2 separate regions of the Homo sapiens genome follow, and region 1 is linked to region 2. Evidence: read pairs that join two places in POLR2A ChIA-PET (ENCODE). Cell type or tissue: endothelial cell of umbilical vein. All regions are shown on one strand. Each heading gives the region's core, and the rest is flanking DNA. Links, peaks and the distances in the headings are about the cores only.

What was found. ChIA-PET counts read pairs that join two places held together with the same protein. Peaks named below come from ENCODE experiments on the same cell type or tissue, not always from the same donor. Only the 100,000 strongest peaks of a DNase experiment are listed, where the experiment ranks them.
Region 1: POLR2A ChIA-PET joins it to region 2 with 9 read pairs; 12 of 35 experiments call an interaction of 5 or more read pairs at or near these places.

What each region holds. Positions count from the first base shown.
Region 1 is chr14:74,744,295-74,760,435 of GRCh38, forward strand. No RefSeq gene overlaps it. Among named protein-coding and RNA genes, the nearest start is that of YLPM1, 11 kb to the right of the region's middle. In endothelial cell of umbilical vein, for the core only: no CTCF peak of the experiment used is centred there; no DNase peak of the experiment used is centred there.
Region 2 is chr14:74,612,121-74,628,261 of GRCh38, forward strand. LTBP2 (latent transforming growth factor beta binding protein 2) reads right to left here and starts at 117. Exons shown (of 36, transcript NM_000428.3): 1 at 1-117. LOC101928352 (a long non-coding RNA gene) reads left to right here and starts at 1,065. Exons shown (of 2, transcript XR_944029.4): 1 at 1,065-1,175; 2 at 1,447-1,928. RefSeq lists enhancers at 173-800, 5,409-6,608, 10,072-10,938 and a silencer at 428-747. In endothelial cell of umbilical vein, for the core only: no CTCF peak of the experiment used is centred there; DNase peaks (open chromatin) are centred at 4,571, 6,171, 7,781, 8,731 and 3 weaker places; H3K27ac peaks cover 6,335 bases.

The DNA of each region.
Region 1 (16,141 bases), core at 5,131-13,130, 130 kb after region 2:
GGAGTTTCACTTTTTTTTTTTTTTTTTTTTTTTGAGACGGAGTCTCGCTCTGTGGCCCAGGCGGGAGTGCAGTGGCGCTATCTCGGCTCGCTGCAAGCTCCGCCTCCTGGGTTCACGCCATTCTCCTGCCTCAGCCTCCCGAGTAGCTGGGACTACAGGCGCCCGTCATCACGCCCGGCTAATTTTTTTGTGTTTTTAGTAGAGACGGGGTTTCACCGTGTTAGCCAGGATGGTCTCGATCTCCTGACCTCGTGATCTGCCCGCCTCAGCCTCCCAAAGTGCTGGGATTACAGGCGTGAGCCACCGCGCCCGGCCTTGAGACGGAGTTTCGCTCTTATTGCCCAGGCTGCAGTGCAATCGCGTGATTTTGGCTCACTGCAACCTGCGCCACCCAGGTTCAAGTGATTCTTCTGCTTCAGCCTCCCAAGTAGCTGGGATTACAGGCATGCACCACCATGCCCGGCTAATTTTGTGTTTTTAGTAGAGATGGTGTTTTGCCATGTTGGCGAAGCTGGTTTTGAACCCCTGACCTCAGGTGATCCACCCACCTCAGCCTCCCAAAGTGCTGGGATTACAGGTGTGAGCCACCCATGCCCAGCCTATGCTTATACTTTTTATTTTTGACTCTTTCAGAAGTCAAAAGCAGAAAAATACATTAGAGTGTCCTAAAACTCGTGCTTTTTTTTTTTTTTTTTTTTTTGAGGCAAAGTCTTGCCCTGTCACCCAGGCTGGAATGCAATGGCACAATCTCAGCTCACTGCAACCTCCGCCTCCTGGATTCAAGCGATTCTCCTGCCTTAGCCTCTCAAGTAGCTAGGATTACAGGCGTGCGCCACCATGCCTGGCTAATTTTTTGTATCTTTAGTGGAGACGGGGTTTCACCATGTTGACCAGGCTGGTCTCGAACTCCTGATCTCGTGATCTGCCCACAGCCTCCCAAAGTGCTGGGATTACAGGTGTGAGCCACCACACCCAGCTTTTTTTTTTTTTTTTAACTACTTAGTGTTTCCACTTCATGAAAGTCGCTACTGTATTGTTTTGTGCATGGATACTCATAACTGATATAGTTCTTCCTAATTGTAGCCTTTGGCATTGTGTTAGTCCGTTTTCATGCTGGTGATAAAGACGTATCAGAGAGTGGGTAATTTATAAACAAAAGGAGGTTTAATGGACTCACTGTTCCATATGGCTGGGGAGGCCTCACAATCATATGATGCAAAGTGAAAGGCATGTCTTACATGGTGGCAGAGGAGAGAATAAGAGCGAAGTGAAAAGGAAAACTCCTTATAAAACCATCAGATCTAATCCCAGCACTTTGGGAGGCTGAGGCGGGCAGATCACAAGGTCAGGAGATCAAGACCATCCTGGCTAACACAGTGAAACCCCGTCTCTACTAAAAATACAAAAAATTAGCTGGACGTGGTGGCAGGCGCCTGTAGTCCCAGCTTCTTGGGAGGCTGAGGCAGAAGAATGGCATGAACCTGGGAGGTGGAGCTTGCAGTGAGCCTAGATCGTGCCACCGCACTCCAGCCTGGGTGACAGAGCGAGACTCCATCTCAAAAAAAAAAAAAACCAAAAACCAAAAAACCATCAGATCTCGTGAGACTTATTCACTACCATGAGAACAGTATGGGGGAAATTGCCCTCATGATTTAATGAACTCTCACCGGGTCTCTCCCACAACACATGGGAATTATGGGAGCTAAACTCAGGATGAGATTTGGGTGGGGACACAGTCAAACCATATCAGGCATTATAATATATCCTTTTGCCTTATTTAATGATTTTTGGCCTAAATTCTACTTTTTCTGATGTTAAGAACAGGACTTAAATGCTTTCTTTTTCTACTTCTTTTTGTATTGCATTTACCTTATATATTTTGTCCATCTTTTGATTTTTACCTTTTCTAAATTCATTATCCCCAAAGTAGGGTGCTCCAGACTAGTCACTGCTGTGTGTCCTTTGTTTTCTTTTTCTATTCTTTTTTTTTTTTTTTTTTTTGAGACAGAGTCTCGCTTTGTCACCAGGCTAAATAAAGTGCAGTGGCGCGATCTCAGCTCACTGCATCCTTTGCCTCCCAGGTTCAAGGGATTCTCCTGCCTCAGCCTCCTGAGTAGCTGGGATTACAGGCACGCGTCAACACACCCAGCTAATTTTTATATTTTTAGTAGAGATGAGGTTTCACCATGTTGGCCAGGATGGTCTTGATATCCTGACCTCGTAATCCACCTGCCTTGGCTTCCCAAAGTATTGGGATTACAGGCGTGAGCCACTGCCCCTGACTGCTTTTTTTTTTTTTTTTTTTTTAAGAGAAATCTCCCTCTGTCACCCAGGCTGGAGTGCAGTGGGGTGATCTTGGCTCACTGCAGCCTCTGCCTCTTGGGTTCAAGCGATTCTCCTGCCTCAGCCTCTGGAGTAGCTGGGACTATAGGCATGCACCACCACACCTGGCTAATTTTTGTATTTTTTTAGTAGAGTCAGGGTTTTGCCATGCTGCCCAGGCTGGTTTCGAACTCCTGACCTCAAGTGATCCTCCCGCCTCAGCCCCCCAAAGTGCTGGGATTACAGGCATGAGCCACCAGACCCAGCTTTTTTTCTTTTTTAAAACGGGAGTGTTCACTGTGGATGTTCTGTTCCTATTCCGCCATTGTATATGTGGTGTTTAAAGGCAGATTATTTGTCCTTTTGTCGCATAGGTCTCTAGATCAAGTGAAGCCACACCTCCTGAGATAGAAACTACTACATATACCCCTTGCTTGCATCACCTACATATACCTCTACTCTGCATCACCTAGATGTGGTGGTCCTTGAGCATGATGACATTACTGGACAGGACTTTAAGATTGTCTCTGTGGGTGAGGGAATTGTGTATACTTTGCCTGTGATTGGGAAAGTGAGTTCAACATTTGGTAAACAGAAGGGTAGAGTGTAGCAACGGCTTGTGCTGGTCACCAAGTATTCTGGCTCTCTGTTTTACGGACCAAGGTAGCATTGCTCTTCCCCACCACCTTTAAAGTCAGATGTGGCAAAGCGACTTGCTTTGGCCAATGCAATGTGAGTGAAGATGACATGTATCATTTCTTGACAGAAGCTTTAAGTCATTGTGTGATTAGCTGTGCCCCCTTTGCCCTGTGTTGGTAATCATGAAAGCCTGGAAATGGAAACTGACTTGGCCTGGGTCCCACAGAACATCTCAGCCAGTTCATGGTGGTGACATTAGGGTGAACAATAAGTAAGCATTTCTTGTTTTAAGCCATTGATATTTGGGTTGTTGTTTGTTTGTTTGCTTTTATTACTGCAGCATGACCTTGGCCTATACCAACTGATAAAGTATATGTTAAAAAGTTGGAGTTGAAGCAATTAGAAAAGAAAAAGAAATAAAAGATATCCAAATTGGAAAGGAAGTAAAATGATCTCTATTCACAGATGATATGATCTTACATATCAAAATCCCTAAAGAATTCACAAAACACTGTTACAATGAATAAATGATTTCAGCAAAGTTTCAGGATACAAAATCAACACACAAAAATCAGTAGCATTTTATATAGTAATAATCACATGACTGATCTGAAAAAGAAATTAAGGAACCAATCCCATTTGCTATGCATCAAAAAGGATAAAATACTTAGCAGTAAAACTAACCAAAGAGGTGACAGACTTGTACACTGAAAATTATAGAACATTGCTAAAAGAAATTTTTTTAAAAAGATACAAAAATATAGAAAGACATCCCACACTCATGGATTAGAAGACCCCATATCATTAAAATGTCTATACTACCCAAAGCGATCTACAGATTCAATGTAATCCTTATGAAAATCCCAATGGCAGGTGGGGCGTGGTGGCTCACGCCTGTAATCCCAGCACTTTGGGAGGCCAAGGCGGGCAGATCACTAGGTCAGGAGTTCAAGACCAGCCTGACCAACATGGTGACACCCCATCTCTACTAAAAAATACAAAAATTACCCAGGCATGGTGGTGCACTCCTGTAGTCCCAGCTACTTGGGAGGCTGAGGCAGGAGAATTGCTTGAACCTGGGAGATGGAGGTTGCAGTGAGCCAAGATCATGCCACTGCATCCCAGCCTGGGCAACAGGGCAAGACTCCATCTCAGAAAAAGAAAGGAAAAAGAAAAAAACAAAAGAAAATCCCAATGGCACTTTTTGCGGAAATAGAAAAAGCCATCCTAAAATTCATACAAAATCTCAAGGGACCCCATATAGCCAAAAAAAAAAAAATCTTGAAAAAGAAGACTGAAGTTGGAGGTCTCACAATTTCTGATTGCGTACTACAAAGCAGCAGTAATCAAGAAAGCATGGAACTGGCATAAAGACAGATATGTAGACCAATAGAATAGAATAGAGAGCCCAGAAGTAAACCCTTGGATATTTGGCCAAATGATTTTTAACAAGGGTAATGCTGGAGAAAGGTCACTCTCTTTGACAAATTCTGTTGAGAAAGTTGGATGTCCACATGCAAAATAATGAAGTTGGACCTTACACCATATACAAAAATTAACTCAAAATGGATTAAAAACCTAAATATAAGGACTAAAACTATAAAACTCCTAGATTAAGCTGGGCATGGTGGCTCACGCCTGTAATCACAGCACTTTTGGAGGCCAAGGCAAGCAGATCACCTGAGGTCGGGAGTTCGAGACCAGCCTGACCAACATGTTGAAACCCCATCTCTACTAAAAGTACAAAATTAGCTGGGTGTGGTGGCTCGTGCCTGTAATCCCAGCTACTCGGGAGGCTGAGGCAGGAGAATTGCTTGAACCTGGGAGGTGGAGGTTGCAGTGAGCCGAGATTGCACCATTGCACTCCAGCCTGGGCAACAAGAGCAAAACTGTGTCTCAAAAAAAACCCAGAAATTTATTTTTTCACAGTTCTGGAGTGTAAGGAAAGTCCAAGATGAAGGCACTGGCATCTGGTGAGGGCCTTCTTGCTGTGTCCTCACATGGCAAACAAATGACAAGCTAGTCAAAGGCTGCATAAAGCTTCTTTTGTAAGGGCCTTAATCCTGTTAATGAGGGAGGAGCCCTACTGGCCTAATCACCTCTTAAAGATCTCACCTCTTGGCCAGGTGCTGTGGCTCATTCCTGTAATCCCAGTATTTTGGGAGGCCAAAGCGGATGGATCATCTGAGGTCAGGAGTTCAAGACCAGCCTGGCCAACATGTTGAAACCCCATTTCTACTAAAAATACAAAAAAATTAGCTGGGCATGGTAGCGCATGCCTGTAATCCCAGCTACTCACGAGGTTAAGGCTGGAGGATTGCTTAAATCCGGGAGGCAGAGGTTGCAGTGAGCCGAGATGATGCCACTACACTCAAGCCTGAGCAACAACAGTGAAACTCCCTCTCAAAAAAAAAAAAAAACAAATGCCACCTCTTAATACTATTATAGTGACATCATGTAGATTTTGGAGGAGACACATTCAAATCATAGCAGATGGTAAATTTAATATTATCTTTTTTAAAAAAAACACAAAGTAAATATGGATATGTAGATCAAAGCAATGCACAGTGGGAAATGAAAGTTTAATTATCAAAGGAACTGTTGATCAGAACATCATATCCATTTAAGGTTGTTTTATTGGTTTTTGTTTTGTTTTGTTTTGTTTTGTTTTTGTTTTTTTTAGGCAGGGTCTGGCTCTGTCACCCAGACTGGAGTGCAGTGGCATGATCTCAGCTCACTGCAACTTCTGCCTCCTTGGCTCAAGCCATCCTTCCATCTCAGCCTCCCAGGTATCTGGGACACCACATCCAGCTAATTTTTGTATTTACTGTAGAGATGGGGTTTCGCCATGTTGCGTAGGTTGGTCTCAAACTTCTGAGCTCAAGCGATCACCCACCTCAGCCCCCGAAAGTACTGGGATTACAGGCGTGAGCCACCGTGGCTTGCCTAAGCTTTATTTTAAAGGCTGTTTTCAATATTATTTGAAGATTGGGCAGTACATGATGCAATCAAACAAAACACAGGTTTCAGGTATGTATAAATACTTATGCTTTATTTCATATATAATGCTGTGTGTTCCTTGACACACACAGTTCTATGTATTCCAAGTGGTCACTGTAGTTTATCACAGGAAAATGTTAATGCCCTAGAAATTTTCATCTGAGGTATCTAAGCCCATAATAGGTCATCATTAAATAGTCTCTGAATTATTGTTGTGTATTATATATTGTGTGTATTTTGTGTATTATATATTGTGTATTATAAGTTACACCACAAATACTACAATATGTTCGCTCACTCTGGAAATTAAAAAGTGGGAGATACACTTTAATAAGTATAATGGATTGACCCATAGATGACTTTATATTACATAAACTACTTAAGACATATTCTTTGTGCTGCTTTTTCTAAAATAGAATATGTTAATATAAACATATTTGAAATTCAAAAAGCTTGGCCTGTGTCTGTTTTGTTTCTCAGTGCAATTTCTGTTATCAATGTGCTTATAAGTAATAATTTATTAATACTACTAATAAAAAATTAACATGATTGAGAGGAAAAAAATCTGGATTAATTAGCTAAAGAAATAAAGCAACCCAGGAGAGGGAAAAATAAGTTATAAAAAAGAAAGTGGGCCAGGTGCGGTGGCTCACACTGTAATCCCAGCAATTTGGGAGGCTGAGGCAGGTGGATCAACTGAGGTCAGGAGTTCGAGACCAGCCTGGCCAACATGGTGAAACCCCATCTCTACTAAAAATACAAAAATTAGCCGGACATGGTGGTGTGCACCTGTAATCCTAGCTATTCGGGAGGCTGAGGCAGGAGAATCATTTGAACCCAGTAGGTGGAGGTTGCAGTGGGCCAAGATCGCACTACTGCACTCCAGCCTGGGTGACAGAGCAAGACTCCATCTCAGAAAAAAAAAAAAGAAAGAAAGAAACTGGCTGAGACAGGAGGATCATTTGAGCCCCAGGAGTTTGAGATCAGCCTGGGTAACAAAACGAGACCCTGTCTCTACAAAAAATACAAAAATTAGTTGGGAGCAGTAGCATGCACCTGTAGTCTCAGCTACTTGGGAGACTGAGGCAGGAGGATTCCAATTCCTTGATCCCCTGAGTTGAGGATGCAATGAGCTATAATCCTGCCACTGCACTCCTGCCTGGGTGACAGAGTAAGATCCTGTCTCAAATAAATGAGTAAATAAATAAATGGCCAGGCATGGTGGCTCATGCCTGTAATCCCAGCACTTTGCGAGGCCTAGGCGGATCACCCGAGGTCAGGAGTTTGAGACCAGCCTGGCCAACATGGTGAAACCCCGTCTCTACTAAAAATACAAAAAAATTAGCCAGGCGTGGTGGCAGGCGCCTGTAATCCTAGCTACTCAGGAGGCTGAGGCAGGAGAATTGCTTGAACCCAGGAGGCGGAGGTTGCAGTGAGCCGAGATTGTGCCACTGCACTCCAGCCTGGGCGACTGAGTGAAACTCCATCTCAGAAAAAAAATAAAAAATAAAAATAAATAAATGTATCTGTCTGTTCTCACACTGCTATAAAAATCTATAATACCTAAGATTGGGTAATTTATGAAGGAAAGAGGTTTAATTGACTCACAGTTCTGCAGGCTGTACAGGAAGCATGGTGAGGGGAGGCCTCAGGAAACTTACAATCATGGCAGAAGGTGAAGGGGAGGCAAGCACGTCTTACCATGGCAGAGCAGGAGAGAGACAGTGAGCTAATAGGGGAGTGCCACCCACTTTTAAACCAGCAGATCTCATGAGAACTCACTCACTATCATGAGAACATGGGAGAAGTCCGCCTCCATGATCTAATCACCTCCCACCAGGTCCCTCCCCCAATATTGGGAATTACAATTCAACATGAGATTTGGGTGGGGACACAGAGCCAAATTACATCAATCAATCAATAAATAAGAAACTAGCAATCTAAAAGAGAGGAAGAGAAGAGAAAAAGAAGGCCAGGCACTGTGGCTCACGCCTGTAATCCCAGCACTTTGGGAGGCCGAGATGGGTGGATCACGAGGTCAGGAGATCGACACCATCCTGGCTAACATGGTGAAACCCGTCTCTACTAAAAAATACAAAAAAATTAGCCAGGCGTGGTGGCGGGCGCCTGTAGTCCCAGCTACTTGGGAGGCTGAGGCAGGAGAATGGCATGAACCCAGGAGGCGGAGCTTGCAGTGAGCCAAGATAGCGCCACTGCACTCCAGCCTGGGAGACAGAGCAAGACTCTGTCTCAAAAAAAAAAAAAAAAAAAAAGACAGGTGCAACAACTGAAAAAGCACAAAATAAAATTGTTAGATCTTCTCACTTAATCTTTATATATATAAATATATATGTAATATATATTTTATTTTTGAGTTGGAGTCTTGCTCTGTCACCCAGGCTAGAGTGCAGTGGCGTGATCTTGGCTCACTGAAACCTCCACCTCCCAAGTTCAAGCAATTCTTGTGCCTCCACCTCCTGAGTAACTGGGATTACAGGTACATACCACCATGCCTAGCTAAATGTGTATTTTCAGTAGAGACAGGGTTTCACCATGTTGGCCAGGCTGGTCTCAAACTCCTGGCCTCAAGTGATCTGCCCACCTCAGCCTCTCAAGTGCTGAGATTACAGGCATGAGCTACCACACCTGGCCTCAATCTTCTAAATATTTTGACCTCTTTTACATATTTGCCATTTTCTTCTCTTGTGTGCATTCTGGATCTTTCCTGAATTCTATCTTTCAGTTTTCTGATTCTCTCTTCAGCCTTGTCTAATATGCTGCTAAATTGTTAAATTCACTCATTTGGTTTTTTCTTTCAGTTAGATTTTTTACTACTAGAAGTTCTGTTTTGTTCTTTTTCGGATCTGTGTTTTCTTAGCTCATCTTTTCAAGCCTTTTTTTTTTTTTTTTTTTTTTTTGAGATGGAGTCTCGCTCTATTGCCCAGACTGGACTGCAGTGGTGCGATCTCAGCTCACTGCAACCTTCGCCTCCCGGGTTCAAGTGATTCTCCTGCCTCAGGCTCCCGAGTAGCTGTGACTACAGGCATGCACCACCATGCCCAGCTAATTTTTGTATTTTTAATAGAGGTGGGGTTTCACCATGTTGGCCAGGCTGGTTTCCAACTCCTGACCTTAGGTGATGTGCCTGTCTCAGCCTTCCAAAGTGCTGGGATTACAGGCATGAGCCACTGCACCCAGTTCAAATTACTCTAAGTATATATTTATACTCCCATCAACAGTACATGTGAATTTCAATTTTTCCACAACCTCATTAGAACTTGGTATTGTCAGTGTGGTAGATACTGCCAGTTGTCCCAGGATCTACTTTCCCCTTCTTCCTTTAATAACAGATTTAATGAGTTTCACCTGGATTGCAGCTGGGCATGCCCAACCAAATCATAGACAAGATGATGTGGCTGAAAGTAATATGCATCACTTCTGGGTCATGACCTTAGGAAGCATGCTCCTTAGAAGGTATGCTTCCCAAACTCGAGATCTTTTTGATGATGTTCTTTTTGCATTTGGTCTATACTTCCAAATTCCTTTTTATGTCCCTGTATTTGAACACATTTGCCTGACAATGAAGGCCCCTTCCCCAGGGTAGTGAATATTTATTGTTTTTGCTTGCCCACATCCACTCCTTCTTCCTAATAGTACCTAAATTATTTTTCTTGAAATGTTACATTTTCCTCAATATAGTAGTAGAATTTAGATCAGAGTGCCCAGCCCTTTCCCTATAGAAGCTGAAGGGGAGCACTGAAGGCTCCTTCTTTCAGAACCCTTCTCTCACTATCATCCCATATATCTAAGAAGGCATTCAGTGGCTTAGGGAGAAAAAAAAAAGAGTTGAACCTTGTTTCTTCCAGCATCCAGAGCCTTGACGGTGGAAGGGAAGAAGCACAGCATGAATATTGCCAAGGTTATATATGACCAGGTTACTCTGAGTCTGGACACAACCCATCGAGAATCCTGGTGAAATGCCTGCCTAAGGGTAGACCCCATAGCAGTTAATCTGCATCTAGATCCTGTTGTTTCCAATTGCATAAGCTACAAGAGCTAGCAGAGGTTTTATTCCAGAGAATGGTATGTAAACCACCAGCCAGTCAGAATATGTCCTCAAACCACTAGCTAATAAAATGTCACGTCCTCTTAGAGGCCTCATTCAAATCACTCTAGTAACCCTAAGAATGAAATGTAACAAGTAAGAAATGCAGCTAGGTTATAAACCTAGTCTGAAGGAGACTAATGGTAGTTGACTTTGACAGAACTGACAATTGGCAGCTGACTTCTCTGGGGTCTCCCACACAAAACCTTCTGTGTATTTGTGCTTCAACTCATCTTTTAGACCATTCTGAATCAGAGCACTTTATATTTTTATTGTTCTTTACTTTTCATGTTCTGGATTGGTGAAATTAATCTCTGAAAAATGGGCTGGGTTGGTCTTTATAATGTGAAGTCAATGTTACTAAGCTGTCATGAGGAGAGCATTATACCAACAATGAGGCTTCCTTTAAAGAATTTTTTGGACTGGATGTGGTCATTCACACCTGTAATCCCAGCAATTTGGGAGGCCAAGGCAGGAGGATTCCTTGGAGCCAAGAGTTTGAGACCAGCCTGCGCAAATAGTGAGACCCTATGTCCACCAAAAAGTAAAAAGTTAAAAAATTAGCCAAGAATAGTGGCGCATGCCTGTAGTTCCAGCTACTCTGGAGGCTAAGGCTGTGGGATCACTTGAGCCCAGGAGGTCAAGGCTGCAGTGGCTGTCATGGCGCCACTGTACTCCAGCCTGGGCAACAGAGTGAGCTCCTGTCTCTAAAAAAAATTTAAAAAGGAGGTTGGGTGCAGTGACTCATGCTTATAATCTCAGCACTTTGGGAGACTGATCACCTGACCTCAGGAGTTCGTGACCAGCCTGGGTAACATGGTGAAACCCCGTCTCTACTATAAATGCAAAAATTGGCCGGATGCAGTGGCTCAAGCCTGTAATCCCAGCACTTTGGGAGGCCGAGGTGGGTGGATCACCTGAGGTCAGGAGTTCGAGACCAGCCCAGCCAACACTGTGAAACCCTGTCTGTACTAAAACTACAAAAATTAGCCAGGCGTGATGGTGCATGCCTGTAATCCCAGCTACTCGGGAGGCTGAGGCAGGAGAATCGCTTGAACCCGCGAGGTGGAGGTTGCAGTGAGCTGAGATTGTGCCACTGCACTCCAACTTGGGCAACAGAGTGGGACTCTTAAAACAAAACAAAAAGCAAAAATTAGCCACGCAAGGTGGCTCATGCTTGTAATCCCAGCTACTCGGGAGGCTGAGGCAAGAGAATTGCTTGAACCCGGGAGGCGGAGGTTGCAGTGAGCTGAGATTGTGCCACTGGACTCCACCCTGGGCGACAGAGCAAGACATCTCAAAAAAAAATAATAATAATTAATTAATTTTTTAAAAATTGCCTGGCACAGTGGCTCACACCTGTAATCCCAGCACCTTGGGAGGCCAAGGCCGGTGGATCACTTGAGGTCAGGAGTTTGAGACCAGCCTTGCCAACATGGTGAAACCCCATCTCTACTAAAAATACAAAAATTAGCTGGGCCTGGTGGTGCACACCTGTAATCCTAGCTACTCAGGAGGCTGAGGCAGGAGAATCGCTTGAACCCAGGAGGCAGAGGCTGCAGTGAGCCGAGATTGCGCCACTGCACTCCAGCCTGGGCAACAGAACGAGACTCCGTCTCAAACAAAAAAAAAACTTAAAAAAAGAACAAATTTTTTGGAGACGGGGATTCTGCATAACAAAAATGACTGCTGGGCGCGGTGGCTCACGCCTGTAATCCCAGCACTTTGGGAGGCCGAGGCGGGTGGATCACCTGAGGTAGGGAGTTCAAGACCAGCCTGACCAACATGGAGAAACCCCGTCTCTACTAAAAATACAAAATTAGCCGGGGTGGTGGCGCATGCCTGTAATCCTAGCAACTCGGGAGGCTGAGGCAGGAGAATCGCTTGAACTCGGGAGGTGGAGGTTGCGGTGAGCCGAGATCGCGCCATTGCACTCCAGCCTGGGCAAAAAGGGCAAAACTCCATCTCCAAAAAAAAAACAAAAAACAAAAATGACTATGATCTTTGAAAAATAATTGTGCAGGCTAGAAACTTTGAGTGGCTGAAGTATATGTTAGTTCCCCGAGAGTAAGATTCTAGGGGATAGGATCCCCATGGCATCTAGAACAATGCCTAACTTTATCTTGAAACAATGAGGGGAATGTGAAAGGGCCTGTTTAAACAGTGGTGCTGTCTCCCAACTAGGTGCTGAAAGACCCTTTGTGTTGAGGGCAGGGATCTGGTTAGAGGACCTGAGAGCCTTAAGCTATCAGGCCAAGTGGGAAAGGAAAAGGCCAAGAGAAGAGTTTCCACCCACCTCCACCTAATCTTACCTTTCTCTGTCTTCCACTACCATCACTTTTTTTTCTTTTTCCCACCTTTTTTTTTTCAAAACTTTTTTCTTTTTTTCTTGATACAGGGTCTCACTCTGTTGCCCAGGTTGGAGTGCAGTGGTGTAATCTCAGCTCACTGCAACCTCTGCCTCCTGGGCTCAAGCCATCCTCCCACCTCAGCCTCTGGAATAGCTGGAACTATAGGCATGCACCACTATGCCTGGCTAATTTTTGTATTTTTTGTAGAGATGGGGTTTTGCCATGTTGCCCAGGCTGGTCTTGAACTTGTGAGCTCAAGCAATTGGCCCATCTCGGCCTTCCAAAGTGCTGGGATAACAGGTGTGAGCCACTGCACCCAGCTTAAAATGTTTTTTAAAATTGTGACATACAGCACACAGACAGGAAAGCACAAGGGATAAATGTACAGCTCCATACGTTTTAACAAAGAAAATATTTGTGAAATTACCACTTAGTTCAAGAAATTGGCTGGGCGCAGTGGCTCATGCCTGTAATTCCAACACTTTGGGAGGCCAAGGTGGGTGGATCATCTGAGGTCAGGAGTTCAAGACCAGCCTGGCCAACATGGTGAAACCCCATGTCTGCTAAAAATAAAAAAATTAGCTGGACATGGTAGTGGGCACCTGTAATCCCAGCTACTCAGGAGGTTGAGGCAGGAGAATCACTTGAACCTGGGAGGTGGAGGTTGCAGTGAGCCGAGAATGTGCCACTGTACTCCAGCCTGGGTGACAGTGCTAGACTGCATCTCAAAAAAAAAAAAAAAAAAAGAAAGAAATAGAACATTGTCAGCACCCTAGAAACCCACTCATGTCTCTCGCCACCAGGCCTACTCTTTCCCTTCTTCCCAAAGGCAACTACTACCCTCACTTCTAACATTTTAATTTGTTTGCTTATTTTTGAAATATATGTAAAGTTAATTGTACAATAAATATTCTTCTGAACTACTATTGTTCAACATTTTCATGAAGGTACATTTATTAAATTATAGCATATGGGAAAATGCACAAATCATAAGTGGTACAGCTTGATGAATTTTTCACAAACTGAATGTATCTATGTAACTAGCATGCAGATCAAGAAATGGAGCATTATCAGAAGTCCCCTTTGTGCCTCCTTCTAGTCACTATCCCTCTCTCCCAAGAGTAGCTACTATCCTGAGTTCTAACAGTATAAATCAGTTTTATTATTTTACCTTATATACATGAAAATATACAGTATATACTCTTTTCTTCGTAGCTTTTCTTGCTCAATATTGTTTGTGAGGTTCATCTGCATTGTTGCACATAGTTGTAGATCACTCATTCTCATTGCTGTTTTGTATTCCATTGTATAAATGTACCACAATTTGACGATTCATTCTAGTGTAGGTGGATATTTGGGTTGTTTTTTCCATTTTCAGCTATTACAAATACTGCCAGTATGGGCAGACATGGTGCCTTACACCTGTAACCCAGCACATTGGGAGGCCTAGGCAGGCAGATCGTCTGAGCTCAGAAGTTTGAGACCAGCCCGAGCAACATGCTGAAACTCTGCCTCCACAAAAAATACAAAAATTAGCTGTGCATGGTGCCGTGCACAGTAAGTAGTAGTCCCGGCTACTTGGGAGGATGAGGCGAGAGGGTCACTTGTGCCAGGGAGGTTGAGGCCACAGTGAGCTGTGATGGTGCTACTATTTGTTTGTATATAAATAGTATATTTGTGGCCGGATGCAGTGGCTCACGCCTGTAATCCCAGCACTGAGGAAGGCTGAGGTAGGCAGATCACGAGGTCAAGAGATGGAGACCATCCTGACCAACATGGTGAAACCCTGTCTCTGCTAAAAATACAAAAATTAGCCAGCCGTGGTGGCGTGTTCCCGTAATCCCAGCTACTCGGGAGGCTGAGGCAGAATTGCTTGAACTCAGGAGGTGGAGGTTGTAGTGAGCCGAGATCATGCCACTGCTCTCCAGCCTGGTGACAGAGGGAGACTCTGTCTCAAATAAATAAATAAATAAATAAATAAATAAATAAATAAATAAAAATAAATAAATAAATAGTATATTTGTACACTGTTAGAACTCAGGATAGTAGTGGGAGAAGATAGTGACTAGAAGGGGCACAAAGGGGACTTCTGGCAATGCTTCCTTTCTTGATCTGGGTGCTAGTTAAATAGATGCATTCAGTTTGTGAAAAATTCATCAAGCTGTACCACTTATGATTTGTGCACTTTTTTTTTCTTGAGACGGAGTTTCACTCACACTATCGCCCAGGCTGGAGAGCAGTGGCACGATCTCAGCTTACAGCTCACTGCAACCTCTGCCACTTGGGTTCAAGTGATTCTTTTGCGTCAGCCTCCCCAGTAGCTGGGATTACAAGTGTGTGCCACCACGCCTGGCTAATTTTTCTATTTTTAGTAGAGACAGGGTTTCACCATTTTGACCAGGCTGGTTTCAAACTGCTGACCTCAAGTGATCCACCCACCTTGGCTTCCCAAAGTGCTGGGATTACAGGCATAAGCCACCGTGCCCAGCCTGTGCACTTTTTTATATGCTATGATTTAATAAATGTTTCTTCATGAAAATGTTGAACAATGTGATCACTCCAGCCTGGGTGACACGGCGAGATTCTGCCTCAAAAACAAAAACAAACAAATACTGCCAGTATAAACATTCTTAGTTATGTCTCCCGGTGAACATATCTATGCATTTCTTTTTTTTTTTTTTTTTTGAGACGGAGTCTTGCTCTGTCGCCAGGCTGGAGTGCAGTGGTGCGGTCTTGGCTCACTGCAACCTCCACCTCCTGGGTTCAAGCGATTCTCCTGCCTCAGCCTCCCAAGCAGCTGAGATTACAGGCATGCACCACCATGCTCGGCTAATTTTTGTATTTTTAGTAGAGATGGGGTTTCACCATGTTGGCCAGGCTGGTCTTGAACTCCTGACCTGGTGATCTGCCCGCCTCGGCCTCCCAAAGTGCTGGGATTACAGGCGTGAGCCACTGCACCCGGACCACACCTATGCATTTCTGTTGGTTATATGCCTTAGAGTAAGATTCCTGGGTCATGGTCTGTTCAGATTTGGTAGATACTACCAGACAGTATTTCAGAGTAGTCATCCCAATTTACATTCCCACCAGCAGTGTATGAGAATTTCATTTGTTTCACAGCCTTGCCAACCTTCAATATTACATCTCTTATTTTAGCCATGTTGATGAGTTGTACATATACTGGTATCTCATTTTGGCTTTAGTTCACATAACCCTGGTTTCTATTGAGGTTGAATTCCTTTCACATGTATTGATAATTTAACTTTTATTTTATGTGAAATACCTTCACATCTCATTTTTCTCCTGTAAGTTGTCATTTTCAAATTGATTTGTGGGATTTCTCTACATTGTCTAAATGAATCCTTTGCAGGTTAAATGCGTCACAAATATTTCCTTGTACTCTGTAGTTTCTCAGTTTCTTTATGAAAGGTATCTATGTATAGATTATATATGTACATGTTTATTTGTATATTGGCTTTATGCCCAGCAATCTTTTGATTCCCATAATTTACCTGTAGATTATTTTGGATTTTGAATGTACACAATATAAGTAAACAATGACAATTTTGTTTCTTCCTCTCCAATACTTATTTCCTTCCTTCCTTCCTTTCTTCCCTCCCTCCTTCCTCTCTCCCTTCCTCCCTCCCTCCTTCCCTTTTCCTTTCTTTTTATACCCATTGCATTAGTAGGGCCTGCATTACAATGCTGATAAGATATTGTATTA
Region 2 (16,141 bases), core at 4,007-12,006:
CCCCGAGCCTCGAGTCCGCGCTCCTACTCCAGCTGGGCTCGCACGGCTGCTGCACCTTCGCGCCTCCTCCCTGTGCCTGCAGCCGTCTGAAGGGGACCCGGACGGTTTTATTTTTGGAAACCTCCCCCGGCTTTTTCGTCTCTTTTATCCACACCAGGCCCCCTCCTCGGAGGGACAGCTCAGCCCCCTCATTACCGGAGAGGGAGCGAGGAATTCCAGCAACACCCACTTTGGCACCGGGAAGCCAGCGGGCGGCGAGCGGGCGGCGAGGGGGATTAACCCGTGCGGAGCAGGGGGCGGCGCGGGGCTGACCCAGGCGCTGGTCGGGCAGATGGCGCCTGCCACGACCGGGACACTGGGCCGCCTTTCTCCTGCTCTGGGCAAGTTCGAACTGCAGACCTGCCCCGAATCGTTCTCCCGCCCCTCGCCTCAGGGACCGTCTTTGGATCGGGGGACCCAGGCTGCAGCCTTGCAGGTCTGAAGGAAGCCGGGAGGGGCGCCGAGGCCCGCGTAGGGGAACAGGGCCGCCGCCCCCTCCGCTTGCGCCCTGGCCGCTGGGGGCGCCCTCCGCAGGGCCGGCCGGAGCGGGGGTGGCGCGGGGCGGGGCGCGGCGCGCGGAGCGCAGGGAGGTCCCGGGCGCGCCCCCTGGCGGAGCTGGCGGCCCTGGCGCTCCGTGGCTGCAATGCCCTGGCGCCGCCGCCTTCGCTCTGGATCTCAATCCCCTTCCACTGGCGTGAGGGTCACGCCTGAGCCTGGCGCGGTGATGGCTGCCGGTAGAAGAGGGGTCCTCTTTTTCTTTTTCTTTTTCTTTTCTTTCTTTCTTTCTTTCTTTTTTTTGAGACGGAGTTTCGCTCTTGTTGCCCAGGCTGGAGTGCAATGGTGCGATCTCAGCTCCCCGCAACCTCCGCCTCCCGGGTTCAAGCGATTCCCCTGCCTCAGCCTCCCTAGTAGCTGGGATTACAGGCATGCGCCACCAAGTCTGACTAATTTTGTATATTATTTTATTTTTTAGTACAGACGGGGTTTCTCCATGTTGGTCAGGCTGGTCTCGAACTCCCAACCTCAGGTGATCCGCCCGCCTCGGCCTCCCAAAGTGCTGGGATTAAAGGCGTGAGCCACCACGCCCGGCCAAGGGGTCCTCTTTTTCACCGAGGCAAAGACACGGAGCCTCTTGAGTAAGTCACTCAAGGAGATAGCGCATGTGAAAGAGGGGAGTGGAATCTAGGCCTCCCGCCTCTGGCTGAATCCATTCCCGGGATCCCACCCAGCCCTTCACTCTCTCGGGAATTTCCCAGAGGGGGATTCGGTGACCCCGATTGACCCAGTGTGTGCATTCACATCTTGTGTTAGCAGGGAGGCGGGCAGGGGTGTGGGAATGCTGACTGCCGCTGTCTGCGTGTCCCCAGTAATCAGCACACCATTCTCACCCATGCTCCCTCCCTACAGCCTAAAGGCTTGGATCAACAGGGCTGCCCCTGGCACATTTGTACAGCCTATTTCCCAGAGAGGCAGAGTGAAGGAGCTGGCATGTGGGCACCAGTTCACAACCTCCCACACCACACAAAAGACAAGCCCAGGTAATATCTACTGTTGAAATAAAGCCTCGACCCCTGGCCTTGGCCTACAAACCCTAGCTGGCTGCCCCCGCTCTGATTTCATCTGGCCTCTTGCTCTCCCTTACCCACCACACTGTGCTGCCTTGGCCCTCTCTCTGCTCCTTGAACAAGCCAAGTGAATGCCCCCTTCCCTCTACTGGAAGGTTCCTCTCCAGGATGTTAGAGGGTAGTTCCTCATCACTGCTCCTCTCAGATTAAATATCAGCTCCTGGAGTAGCCATCCCTGACCTCCAATCTAGAGCAGCCCTCCCTCACCCCAGTCATGACTCTAACACACCACCCTGTTTCATCTTCATAAAACAGTTGACATCATCTTGTTATTGATTTGTTTGCTCGTGTAACTGAATTTTTTAATGGGCTGAACCTAAAGAGGGACTATCCAGAAACTGCTCCACTACTACCTTCAACCATATTATGGTAAATTTCCCTTTCCCACCCTTAATGACATCTCAGGCAGAGTCCTTGGCTTGAGAGGTCATCCCTACCAGACACGAGAACTATTCTATTAATATAATTAAGACCCATTTTCAGACACAAAAAGTCTGCTCCTGTCCAGATCAAAATCTCATCCAAGTTAATCAATATCACATCCCATTTAATAGTCCTCCTCTCCCCTGTCCCTTTGCTAGAGATCCTGCAGTGGTGAGAGTGGGGTGTGGTCTGTTTTCCTGACCTCCCTTTTCTGCTGTGGCTCCTCTTTGTCAAGGCTGGGAGAGAGGTGTTAGAGGAAAAGTAGCAAAGTCTTATGTGACAGGTACCCTTGGTTGGCAGGTGCCAAGCGCTGGCTTTTTCATGGGCACATATGTGGGTTTTTGGGAGGTTCTCTACAGGACCTCCACCCTGAGTTGCCATAGCAAATTACTCTCTGGCCAACCTCTCGGAGACCCCTGCATCCTCTGTCTCTCATAGGACTGTCCCACCTATGCCAGGCAAAACAATGGTGGGTTGGCCGCTCCTCACCCTGCCCACTTCTCACCTTGCCACACAGGCCACTCCAGCGAGGCTCCACGATCAGAATTCTCCAGACAGGAAGTGCACACAAGTCTCTTCATTTATGTACGTCCTCAATTCCTAAAGACATATGTTGGGTTCTCCCATGAACTGTCTTGCTGTAGTTTAATGCACCGAGGTGCCTGTAACATCCAGCAACATAGTCAGCATCAGTGGGGGGACAGTTATAGGGACAGAGCCTCCTCTTCTTGCAGATGACTGGTTCTCTCTGGGAGCTCCCTTCATTTGGTTTGAGTTGGGGAGTTCCCTCAGGGGAAATCTCAGCCCTGCCCACAAATGCAGCAGTGTTATGCTTCAGTGACTTTCTTCAATCCCTTTCATTTGTAGACTGGAATTGAGGGATGTAGTTTGATTGCTGTTGAACCTGTTCTGCCTTTAGTAAGGTGTCTAGTACTTCTCTTCAGAATGCAAGAATATTTAGCCCTCATTGTTCTATCTTTGTGGCTTCAGCAGATATTCCAAGAGCAGAGGAAAAGTCCTATTCAACAACCTATAAAATCATTTCTTGTCTGACTTCCCAAACCACAATGACAGCTCTAAAGCAACAGATATCTTGTCTGCGTTGCTCACCACTGTTTCTGCAGAACCTAGAACAGCCAAGAAGTATGTGTGAAATGGATAGCTAACTGAATGAAGGACACAGTAATCCCATCAAGTGGGGAGGGCTGGTATCATTAGACCCATTTTAAGAGAGAGGAACTGAGTTCTGGGTGGCAGCTCCTGATCCAGGTTCATGTGCTTGCTGCCTTTGGGGCTGGCTCTAAAGATCTCCTTGAACCCTACCCCTTGCATTTGACCATGAATGCCCCTTAGTTCCCAGAATGCTGCGTTCTGTTCCTGGGATGCTGCTCCTTCACAGCTGTGGAAGCCCCAGGTCCACACTTACCTCTCCTTGCCCAGATATCCACCCACCTCTGTAGTTCTGGGCTCCCTTCCTCTCCCCGGAACCTACCCACTTCCTTCAGAAGCTCCCCTCTAGATCCCTCAAGACCCACCTCAGATCCCCGTGGGCCTCCAAAAGCCAGAAACCTTGGCATCATCTTCGTCCCTGAGCTATTTTTTCCTCCTGTGTGTCCAAGTCATTATTACTGCTCCGTCTCCTCCGTCTGCATTTCTGGAAGTCTGCCGCCCATTCATCCCTCACCCTTCGCCTCCGCCAAAACCCTCACGCAGACCAACTTTCCCTCACCATCGGGCGCCCCTTCCACTCCTCAGTGAGTACAAGTGGTCCTTGGACGTTCCCACCCTGTTCGCCTGGGGACCATAACCCAGTTCATCTACTCCAAAGACTGGCATCTTCTACCCCATCCCGGCGCCACACTCTGTCCTGCCACCTACTTACTGCCCATATCTCCCTTACCCTCTAACTGCTGGGACTGATTGCAGCTCTTCAGAATCTCCAATCCCACAAACACTTGAGTTTTGCTTTTTTTTTTTAACCTGCCAAAATCGATAGAGCCTACTTTAGTCCAAACGCCATACTAAGCATGTTACATCAATTGGCTGATTTAACCAACCAAAGGAGGCATTATGATTTCCACGCATACAAAGGAGGAAACTGAGGTTGGCAATGGCTACTGGCTTGCCCAAGATGGCACAGCTGATAAATAGCAGAGGCAGGATTCAAACCTGGATCATTTTCCACCTGAGCCCAAGCTTTTAAGGTTACACCGCCTTGCCTCCACCCCGGGCTTGTAAGCCTGGAGCCCTCTTCACAATTGAATCATGACCTTTCCAACCACCCCACCACTATCACCACCAAAGGAGCTCTAGGGCATATCCCCAAATGCCCTCTTCCCTGCCTGCCAGCCCACTGTTCATGTACCTGGAGCTCATGTACCTGGAGATGTGGAGTTATCAGAACTTTCTGCCACCCTTAATCCTCTTGGCCCAGTGAAAGAAGGGAAGCTGTTTCAGCATGGCCGCTGACTCACCGTGTGTCACTTCCCCACCCCCTGATTAAAGCCTTCTCCCTCATTAGATCGCTGCTAAGCCTACTCACCCATCTCTTGGGTCTGGAGAGGAAAATCATCTCTGGAAAACCCGGCAGAGAGAGTCTAAAGGGTTGATAAAGAGATTCCAGCAGGGAAAGGTTTGCCCAGACACATGCCCCATGCAAGGGACAGCAGTCTCCTGGACTCCCAGGGCAAACTCACTGCTTTTCCATGTCTCACTGGAATAATGTTGGCAGCCAGAGGTCTACCAGAACCTGAGCTAATTTGGTAAATAAGGACCAAAAACAAGGGCCACATTTCGGCCCCCTTTGCTGAGACCCAGACTCCTGAAAGAATTCCAGGGATTTTTCTTGCTTGGAAGTAACTGGACCTCCAGCCCTGAATTCCTCTCCCCAGGAGAGCTTGTTCCCCTGCTCAGAACAAATAACACATTTCCTGGTTAATCAGAGGGCAGAATCGCTGAAGGAAAGTTTGACTGGGCCCCCAGCCTTCCAGACGGGAGCCGCTCATGGGCTTGGATGTTCTGCTCCAGACACTGGGCAGCTGGGACCCCAGCACTGCGCAGCCTCAGCCTCCAGTTTGGAAGGTGCAGGCCGTACAGAGAGGTGCCGACTCCCTCCTGTGTGAGGTTGTTAAGGCCCGCAAAGGCTGCCAGAACCATTCCACCTTAGGTGCCATGACCTGGCGTCCCCTCAAGAATTCACAACCACCCTGCCCTGGTCTGCCGGTGCCTGTCTCCTCCAAGTGGGTATGACATGCTGGCTGGTGGTGATAGCCATGGTATGGATGTTCCTGCAAAGGTAAGGTGAGCTGGCCTGTATTTCAGAGTGTGCTGGAAAGGGCCCTCCCACAAACATGTGGTGAACATTTACGTCTTCTGTGAGCGGAGCACAGTTCTGAGCTCATTTCCGTCTTCTGTGAATGCAGCACAGTTCTGAGCTTCATTTGGCTTCTACTTTCTTATCTGAAAGTTGAGATAATGATGTTCTTTTTGCCATTTTTCTCTTCAGGACAAACTAGCTAGCCAGCCCTGTTTACCCTGTCATGGGGCTAGGGGCAGGTGTCAATTACTACTCCTCCATTTACCAACTGATATTTCATTTATTGTTTGTTTGTTTGTTTGAGACAGGGTCTCACTCTGTCACCCAGGCTGGAGTGCAGTGGCACAATCTCGGCTCACTGCAGCATCCACCTCCTGGGTTCAAGCAATCCTCCAGCTTCAGCCCCCCAAGTAGCTGGGACTGTAGGTGCACGCCACCAAGCCTGGCTAATTTGTATTTTTTGTAGAGACGGGGTTTTGCCATTTTGCCCAGGCTGGTCTTGAACCCCTGGACTCAAGTGATCCTCCCGTCTCGGCCTCCTAAAGTGTTGGGATTATAGGTGTGAGCCACCACATCCAGCCTTGGTATTTCTTGAGCACTCAGAAGGTACCAGGCACTGTGCCAAGTCATCTTATAGTCACTTCCTTGTTTAATGAGAAGCGCTATTGATGAAGGAAGTGCTATTATTTCCCCACATAGCAGATGAGGAAATGAAGGCTCGGGGAAGTAAATGACTCATCCACAGTCACAAGCCAGTAGGTGGCTGCGCTGGGATTCACTCCTGGTTTGTCTGGTCCCAGATGCTAAACCAATGCCAGCTTCCAGGGGAAGGGAGACCACCGACAGCTGCATTTTTCTCAGAGCTGGAAGCATGCACAGCTGTTTGTGGTGTGGTGGGGGTGCTAATGGCTGCATGGGACTGTGGTCACAGGTCAGCCCCCACCAAGCATCCCCCATTCTCCTCAGGCCTGTTTACCAGCTAGGGGTCCGCTCTGAGTCAGGGCGGTGAATCTGATTCGCACCCACAGAGAAGAAGGAAGGAAGTCACAGCCACACTCACCCCACCTCCATCAAGTAGTCTGCAGTTGCTGAATAGAGCTCATCTCAACTCGTAGCTTTTCTCTTTGGGAAAGAGAAATGACATACATACAATGTCTATTTAGCTCTGTGTGGTAGAGGTGTTGCCATTCCCATTTCACAAGCCCAGAGGGGTAGTCGCTTGCTCAAGGCCACACAGCTGGGAGTTGAGCCAGGATTCAACTAAAAAGTCTGAACAACTCCAAAGTCCATGCTGTTTTCCCTGCAGCACACTGCACTCACACCAGGGTGTCCTGCAATGATGGGAAATGGGCAGCTCTTTCAAATCACTTAGTTCACTTCGCTTCCCTTCATTTCCAGTCTCTGGTGCATGGGTGGGCTGATCTGAAAGCTCCGTGCCATTCACTATAAGCTGAGATGTCATTTCCTATTTACCTGCATAAATTCCTTCAGTCCCTGGCTGGGGGTGGAGGGGTGGAGGAATCTTCTAAACCCCCGGGGGAGCCTGAAGCATAACTTCTCCTCAAGCACAGTCTCTGAAGACCTGAGCAGGACAACAGTGTGAGCAGCTGGAAGACCTCCTCCCTGTAATTCCTCCCAGTGAGACCAAGGGGACTTCATATGCTCTGCTGGAGGTGGAGAGAGTTACCCAGATGGGGAGAGCTCATGTACCTGGATTATTCTTTCAAAATCCCCAGGAAGAAAACCCTGTGGGCTGGGGGATTGTGCAGGCCTATCTAGGCTTCTAGAATGGCTGTGCAGGAATTTGAGGACAAAAAAGGACAAGAAGCAGCTTCCCTTGGCTGTCGCTGGCATCTTCCAGCCTGTGCCCACCTTGGCTTTGAGCTGGGTCATAGTAACACTCCTCACACCCTGAGGGATGAGGGATGCAGGGGCAGAGAGGAAGGTCTACAGTAGGGTCTTTCCTAAAACAAGCTCTCCCCAGGGAGGCCTGCAAGCCAGCTCCCTCTCACTCTCCATTGTCAAGACAAAGAGAGGAAGAGGATGCCTTCTGCCATCATCCCCTGAGTCCATTTTCCCTGGATCATCCATGGAGAGTGGGGGCTCAATGATGTTTGCCCTGGTGCCCCCAATACCCTCTCTAGGGCCCCAGTCCCTCAGGAACAGACCCAGACCTGGCAAATCCCCAGGAAAGGGCACAGACACCAGGCTGAGGGGGCAGGCGAGGTGCAGCAGATCCCAGTGGGCCCCGGCTAGTCCTAGTCTGAATGACTCATTCCTTGTTTCCGTCCACTGTGGTCTGAGTGCCTTGGCCCAGGGGCCCCCAAGAGGTTGTAACACAGGCTGGCCTCTCGCCCATCAGGGCTCAGCAGACAAAAATTAAAGATCTCACTCCTCAGGAACTCACACAGACAGCACAGGCATGCTCTGTACTCTGCCTCACCAGACCAGACCTCAGGCCAGAGGAGGCTGATGGCCAAGAGAGGAAGGAAAGTCGTCTCCAGCTGCTCCTCCTCCTCTTCACCCCCCATGACCTGCCATGAAGGCCTGGCCCTGCCCACTGTCTTCTTACTCCCCCTCTGGTCCTCCGCCTAACAGTGGTGGTGCCAGCGGCATCTCCTCAGCTCTGTTCCGTTCCTCCCCATTTCTGACTGAAGACAACAGCAAAGGTGAAACAGCCTGTGCCTCCCAGGAGGAACAGACTTATAGGGAACTAACCATACATTTTCTGGCAGCCCATTTCTGATTAAGTCACTCACCTGCTCAACAACCTTCAATGGATCCCCACTACTTCACAAATCAATCCCAAACTTCTTACTGGGTTTGACACACAAGCTTGTTTCATAACCCTCCCAGCCATGTATGCTGACACTCCGCACAGTCTCACCCTCTCAGAATCCCACCCAGTTTCCTCTCCCCCATCCCCTCACCCAAACACCTTGGCTGACATTATTTCCTTGATCTGGAATGTTCTTCACCACCCCTGCCTGTTTGTTTAAACTCCCATTTTAAAGGCCGCCTCTTCCATGAAGACTTCCTGGGCACCTCCCTCCATCTGGAAAGTTTGCTGCTTCCACCAAATCCCTGTAGCCCTCAACGTACTGCACTCTGCTCTGCATGACTAGTCCACAGCTATGGGTCCTGGAGTAGTAGGAAGAACAAGGGGCTTTGTGGTTCTAACCTCAGCACCATCATTTACCAGTTATGTGCCCTGGGCTAAGTGACTCATTGAGCCAGTTTCCTCACCAAGACAATAGAGATCCAATAGATACCTTTCTAAACAATGCCTAGAAAAAGCAACTGTACTTATCAGTGACATAACACTCCAGGCCACAGTGGATTGAACCAAAGATAAGCACCTGAGCCACAGGCAGCCCTTTCACTGGCCAGTCAGTGACCTAAGATTTCTGTGGGCTGACTTAAATACAGACATCATTGGTTGCTGAACAAATGAGATTCTCTCTGAAATTTCAACTAAGAAACTTTACTTTGAAAGCCAACCCCCTGGGATTAAAACAGACAAGTCCATGTTCCCTAGAGCTTACAGCCCAATGGAGCTCGTATAACCACACCGCAATAAAGCCAGAGAGGTGGAGTGACTTGCCCAGGGTCACACAGCTAGTCAGTTACACAGAGAAGGCTAGAGCTCAGGTCTCCCCACCAGGGCTTGGTCTAGGTTGGTTGGCTTCTACTACAGGATCAAAAGGATGGACCCTGAACTGATTGCCTACAGAAGGCTGAAGAGGCACCAGCCATACCCTATGTGAACCTATGCTAGGCACATGGGCGGCTTTGGTGCAAAGAATTCTTCCATTCCAAGCAGTCATTAAAACCAAAGTCAGATCATGTCTGGGAGCAGACTCCAGTTGGAATTCTGTGTCTGCCCTTAGTACATCTTTCTGATCACACCCCTTCCCCTCCCTGGGCCTCAGATTCCTCATCTACAAAAAGAAGATTTTTACAAATTCCCTGTCAACACTAAGATTTTGATTTGAGCAGCAGACAGATAAGGAGAGCATGTGGATCCAAGGAACTGCAGGGTCCACAGAATGTGCATGTGGAGGGGACTCCCCGAGATAGGCCATCCCATTTCTTCAATTTATGGCAGGGCAAACTGAGGCCCAAAGAGGGAGAGATGCTGGCCCAAGGTCATGTGACTGGTTATTGGCCAGCACTTGAACCAGGGCCTCCTGACTCCCAGGCCTTTCAACTCTTTCAGCTGCTGCAAGAAGCTGGGAGCTATCTGGCCGTCTGGGCCAGGGAAGCCAAGAGTCACTATGCATGTCAGGGCAGGGCCTCGGGGCTTGGGAACATCTCTGATGGTGAGTGTAAGTGGCAAAGCTGCTGGTGGAGAGGGGTGGCTCGAGGGTCCCGGAGGGCGTATTGGAGATGAGCTGTCAGCAGCTTCCCTCCTCTGGCTGACAAGAAGAAACAGGGAAGGGTCCATGATGGTTGAAGGGAAACAGTCCCCATTTCTGATAAAGCCACTGCTCCATGGAGTGCCCCCCGCAACTCACACACACACTATCCACCCCTGCCTGGCTGCTGAGACCTCCCACCCGCAATCTCCGTCTCAGGTTGTGTATTGGTATCCTCAGGCACACTATTTTGTGAAGCCTGGAATTCCTTTCACTGCCTGAGATGCTTCCAAGCACCCATTTCTAAAATTCAGCCTGTTTGGCTGGGATCATGATGCCCTCCCATTCCACAGACATTTTTTGAGCACCTAATATGTGTCAGGCACTGTGCTAGGCACGGGGACAACTTCACTCCCTTTGTGATGTTAAGTGCTTCCATAGGGGAATTGACACAGCCTTTTGGACTTACTGAAAAACTGCTAATTGTGCGAGGAGGGGCTTGGTTGGAGAACATTTCTCAGAAAGTCATGACTCTGACTTAAATCTTTTTTGAGACAGGGTTTTGCTGTGTCATCCAGGCTGGAGTGCAGTGGCACAATCACAGTTCACTGCAGCCTCAAACCAAGGCTCAAGAGATCCTCCCACCTCAGCCTCCCAAGCAGCTGGGACTACTGGCATGCACCAGCACACTCGGCTAATTTTTGTATTTTTCGTAGAGACAGGGTTTCACCATGTTCCCTGGGCTGGTTCCAAACTCCCGAGCTCAAGTAATCCATCCTCCTCGGCCTCCCAAAATGCTAGGATTACAGGTGTGAGCCACCACGCCTGGTTTCTGACTTAAATGTTTTTTGTTTTTTTTTTTTACTGGAGACAGGGTCTTACTTTCACCCAGGCTGGAGTGCAGTGGTGCAATCTCAGCTCACTGCAACCTCTGCCTCCTGGGCTCAAGTGATCCTCCCACCTCAACCTCCCAAGTAGCTGGAACCACAGGCACACACCACCATGCCTGGCTACTTTTTGTCTTTTTTATAGAGACGGGGTTTCACCATGTTACCCAGGCTTGTCTCGAACTCCTGAGCTCAAGTGATCCACCCGCCTCGGCCTCCCAAAGTGCTGGGAATATAAATGTGAGTCACTGTGCCCAGCCTCTGACTTAAATCTTAAAGTCTAAGAAGCAGTTTAGCATATGGGGAAGGGTGGGGCATGCCAAGGCAAAGGCAGTGAACGTGCAAATCCTGAGTGACTGGAAGGATTGCAAGAAGCTTGTATGGCTGAAGTTTCCATAGAAAGAAGGTTATGGAAAGGGAGGAGGCTGGAGGGGAAGGCTGGGGCTAATGCATGTGGAGCTTAGCTCTAACGAGCTCCTTCGCTCAGAAAAAGGAATCTGGCCAGGCACGGTGGCTCACGCCTGTAATCCCAGGACTTTGGGAGGCCAAGGCGGGTGGATCACCTGAGGTCAGAAGTTTAAGACCAGCCTGGCCAACATGGCAAAACCCCGTCTCTACTAAAAATACAAAAAAATTAGCTGGGCATGGTGGCACGCACCTGTAATCCCAGCTACTCAGGAGGCTGAGGCAGGAGAATCACTAGAATCCGGGAGGCGGAGGTTGCAGTGAGCTGAGATCACACCATTGCACTCCAGCCTGGTAAAAACAAGAGCAAAACTCAGTCTCAAAAAAAAAAAAAAAAAAGAAAAGAAAAGGAAAAAAGAATCTTTTTCCCACATCCAAGCCACCAGCTGGCCCCAGAGTGGGCAGACAACTACCTGGAATTCTGAAACTGATGTCTTCTGGTTAACAGGGAGGTCACTTGGGTGAGGAGGAAGCAGCATGATCTTATTCTCATCAACCCTCACTAAAGCCACCCCAAAATAAACATCTAAACATAAAGTCGTACAGATGCCAGACAGGTATTTGCCATGCTTAAAACAATGCCCAGTCCTGCTTCCCAGCACTGCATCCCCCCATGGCTTCTCTTTTCTAGAAAGTGAGGAGCTGCCAGTGCAACAGCTCTGGCCTGGCCCCTGGGCTCCTGCCGCCATGACCCACTAGCCAGACTGTGTCTCTTCCTTGCCCCAGCTACCTCCACTTTTCTAAACCCTCTCTGAATTTCCTACTCCCTTTGGACCCCCCGGGTTCCTCTGGGGACTCAGCCTCAGTCAGGCTCTTGTCCCCAGTCACTCATTCTTGCTGGGCCTCAGGTTCTTCTCTGATCCCATAAGCTCAAGTTGAAGTTATATCATGCCGGGTGTCACAATATACATCTCCAAGCCCACCTGCTCTTCGGCCTCCCTCATAGCTTTGCTTCATAGATAGAGAAGCCTTATGTGCTTGACATCAAACAGATACCTGAGGAGTGCCTGGTGCATTTCAGCCATTATTTCTTGAGTATCCCTTTGTCAGGCATCAGAGTTGCCAAGAAGAATAAGGCTAAGGACGGTCCCTACCCTCAAGCAGCTGCCAGTATAGTAGGAAAGGCAGACAGTACATATCATGGTAAGTGCTGTGAGTGAGATAAGATCAGGGTACAATGTGAATACAAGGACAGGGTACCTAATCCAGCCTGGGAGCATAGGATGGTCAGGGAAGGTCCTAGAGAAGATGCTGTCTGAGCTGGGGCTGGAAGGCTGGGCATGTCTCAGCCAGGAGAAGGTGAAAAGGCTGAGGAAGAGAAGGCAAAGCTGTGATTACCAGAGCCAGGTTCACACAAACTAAACCACACCCCATTCAACCCCGTTTCTTTTTTTTTTTTTAAGACAGAGTCTCACTCTACTAGAGTGATGTGGCCCAATCTTGGTTCATTGCAACCTCTGCCTCCCAGGCTCAAGCGATCCTCCCACCTCAGCCTCCCAAGCAGCTGGGACTACAGGTGCGCGCCAGCACGCTCGGCTAATTTTTGTATTTTTTGTAGAGACAGGGTCTTGCCATGTTACCCAGGGCTGGTCTCAAACTCCAGGTCTCAAGCAGTCCTCCCGCCTTGGCCTCCCAAAGTGCTAGGATTACAAATGTGAGCCACAGAACCCAGCCCCAGTTCCTTTTTCAATAGGGTTCCTGACCAGAGAAATGTTGTCCTATTTTTAATGATATTCAAATGAAATGGAAATGATATTCAATGTGGATAGGCTGAGAAAATGTGGAGCTCATGGTAATGCAATTAGGCATATGTGTAGATGTTTAAACAACCATTCCCCACATTGATGAATGAATGGAGGTCATTGAGACCTATAAACATGCATGAGACAGGGATGTAACCTACACAAAACTTCTCACAATTTTGAGATCAGAAAAATAATTTTTAGGCCGGGCGCAGTGGCCCACGCCTGTAATCCCAGCACTTTGGGAGGCTGAGGCAGGTGGATCACCTGAGGTTGGGAGTTCCAGACCAGCCTGACCAGCATGGAGAAACCCTGTCTCTACTAAAAATACAAAAAAATTAGCCAGGTGTGGTAATGCTTGCCTGTAATCCCGGCTACTCGGGAGGCTGAGTCAGGAGAATTGCTTGAACCCGGGAGGTGGAGGTTGCGGTGAGCCGAGATCACACCATTGCACTCCAGCCTGGGCAAGAAGAGCAAAACTCCATCTCAAAAAAAAAAAGAAAAAGAAAAGAAAAATAATTTTTATCAAATTTTCACATGACATAGAACTAGAAGAATAAATGATAAAACTGGATGATAGAAGCAAAATATAAACTGATCTTATCTAGAAATTTAATAGAGATAAGTAAAAAAGTCTTACATCTTGGTCCAGATAAATTAATAATTAACTTAAGGATAAGAGATACTTGCTTTGGGCCGGGCGTGGTGGCTCAAGCCTGTAATCCCAGCACTTTGGGAGGCCGAGGTGGGTGGATCACATGAGGTCAGGAGTTCAGGACTCCCAGCTACTTGGGAGGCTGAGGCGGGAGAAATGCTTGAACCCGGGAGGCGGAGGTTGCAGTGAGCCAGGATCACGCCATTGTACTCCAGCCTGGGTGACAGAGAGAGACTCCATCTCAAAAAAGAGAAAAAAAAAGAGATACTTGTTTTGATACCAGCTCATGTGAAATGACCCAAATTTGGGGAGACAGTGGTGCAAACTATTCAGCAGTGAATAGGGAGAGCCTAGGTAGCTACTGGTTCAAAATAAACTAACAATACAACTTCCTTAAAGGTCTAGTGCCATCTTGGATAGAATCCAGGGCTCAGAAGCCAGGTGCGGTGGCTCATGTCTGTAATACCAGCACTTTGGGAGGCCGAGCGGGGAGGATCACTTGAGGCCCGGAGTTCAAGACCAGCCTGGGCAACATAGCAAGACTCTGTCTCTACAAAATGGTCTGGTAAGAACCTATCTCTACAAAAAAAATTAAAAATTAGCTGGGTGTGGTGCACACCTGTAGTCTCAGCTATTCAGGAGGCTGAGGCAAGAGTATCATTTGAGCCCAGGAGTTCAAATCCAGCCTAAGTAACACAGAGAGACTCTGTCACAGAGAGAGACAAAAAGTATATTTAAGGGCGAGGGTTAACAGTAAATGGGCATCACATCTTATTGGGATGATAAAATGTTCCAATATTGATTTACAGTGATGGTTGTAAAACTTGGTAAGTTTACTAAAAATTGAATTATGCACTTGAAAATGGTAGATTATATGATATACAATATATGCCTCTATAATTTTTTTTATAAGAGTTAAGAGTTTCAGGCCAGGCGTGGTGGCTCACGCCTGTAATCCCAGCGCTTTGGGAGGCCAAGGCAGGCGGATCACCTGAGGTCAGGAGAACAGCCTGACCAACATGGAGAAACCCCATCTCTACTAAAAATACAAAATTAGCTGGGCGTGGTGGTACATGCCTGTAATCCCAGCTACTTGGGAGGCTGAGGCAGGAAAATTGCTTGGACCTGGGAGGTGGAGGTTGCGGTGAGCCAAGATAGAGCTATTGCACTCCAGCCTGGGCAACAAAAGCAAAACTCTGTCTCAAAAAAAAAAAAAAAAGAATTTCGGGCAGGCGAGGAGGTGGCTTACGCCTGTAATCTCAGCACTTTGGGAGGCCAAGGCAGGCGGATCACCTGAAGTCAGGAGTTCCAGACCAGCCTGGCCACCATGGCACAACCCTGTCTCTACTAAAAAAAAAAAAAAAAATACAAAAATTAGCAGGGTGTGGTGGTGCATGCCTGTAATCCCAGCTACCTGGGAGGCTGAGGCAGGAGAATGGCTTGAACTTGGGAGGCAGAGGTTGCAGTGAGCTGAGATCGTGTCATTGCACTCCAGCCCGAGTGACAAGAGTGAAACTATGTCTCAAAAAAAAAAAAAAGAGAGAGGAGTTTCGTACTTCAAGGTTGGGGAAAGGAGAATATCCTGCAAAGGAGATAATGAAGAAAAGTCCGAAGTGGAAAGGGGAAGTGCCATAGAACCCGATGAAAGAGACATTTTAAAGAAGGAAACTGTGGCCAACTCTAGGCAAAGCCACCGAGGTGTCACATAAAATGGAAACTTAATAGTTTCCATTAACCAGGCACGATGGCTCACCCCTACAATCCCAGCACTTTGGGAGGTGGAGGCAGGCTGATGCTTGACCCCAGGAGTTCGAGACCAGCCTGGGCAACATGGCAAAACCCTGTCTCTTCTAAAAATACAAAAATTAGCCAGGCATGGTGGTGTACACCTGTAATCCCAGCTACTTGGAAGGCTGAGGCACAAGAATCAGTTGAACCTGGGAAGCGGAGGTTGCAGTGAACTGAGATCGCGCCACTGTACTCCAGCCTGGGCAACAGAGCAAGAATCTATCTCAAAAAAAAAAAAAAATAGTACTTTATTTATCACAGTGGAGTTCACAATAGAGTTTCAGATTCAGGACTAGGAACAGCAAAAACATGGAAATACAGATTTCCGCTCTAGTAAATGCAGCACGTGGAGCTCTCCAACGGCAGGACAGATCCCACTGCTGAGTAATGAATGAGCTCTCTGACACCGGTAGTATTCAAAGAGAGCCTGGATGAGGCATTGTAGAAGGGATTTCTACATGGAAGGAAGATCTTTAAGGAGTACGAGTCTGTGAAAGGCCCAGGGTTTTCCTAAGATTTCATGACTTCTCTTTGCTGAAGACCTCTTCTCCACCCCTGGCCTTGGGCTCCTCATCTCAAGCATTGAGAGCTTGACCTGTGGGAAGGCAGAATGGCCCAGCCTCCTGAAGCCCCAGGGACCTCACTGCTGTTGGGTAGGGGTCCTTCAACCTCTGATGGCTCCCTTGAGTAATGAGCTAGCCCAGGGGTGGGTGATCACACAACAGCAGGTTTTCCCAAAGTCAGTGGAGAGAACTGAGTAATCCTGGGAGACCAGGAGAAAGAGACTGAAGGGCAAGGGAGATGGCATGGGAGGACTGGTCCTCCTTTTTAAATATGTGGGGC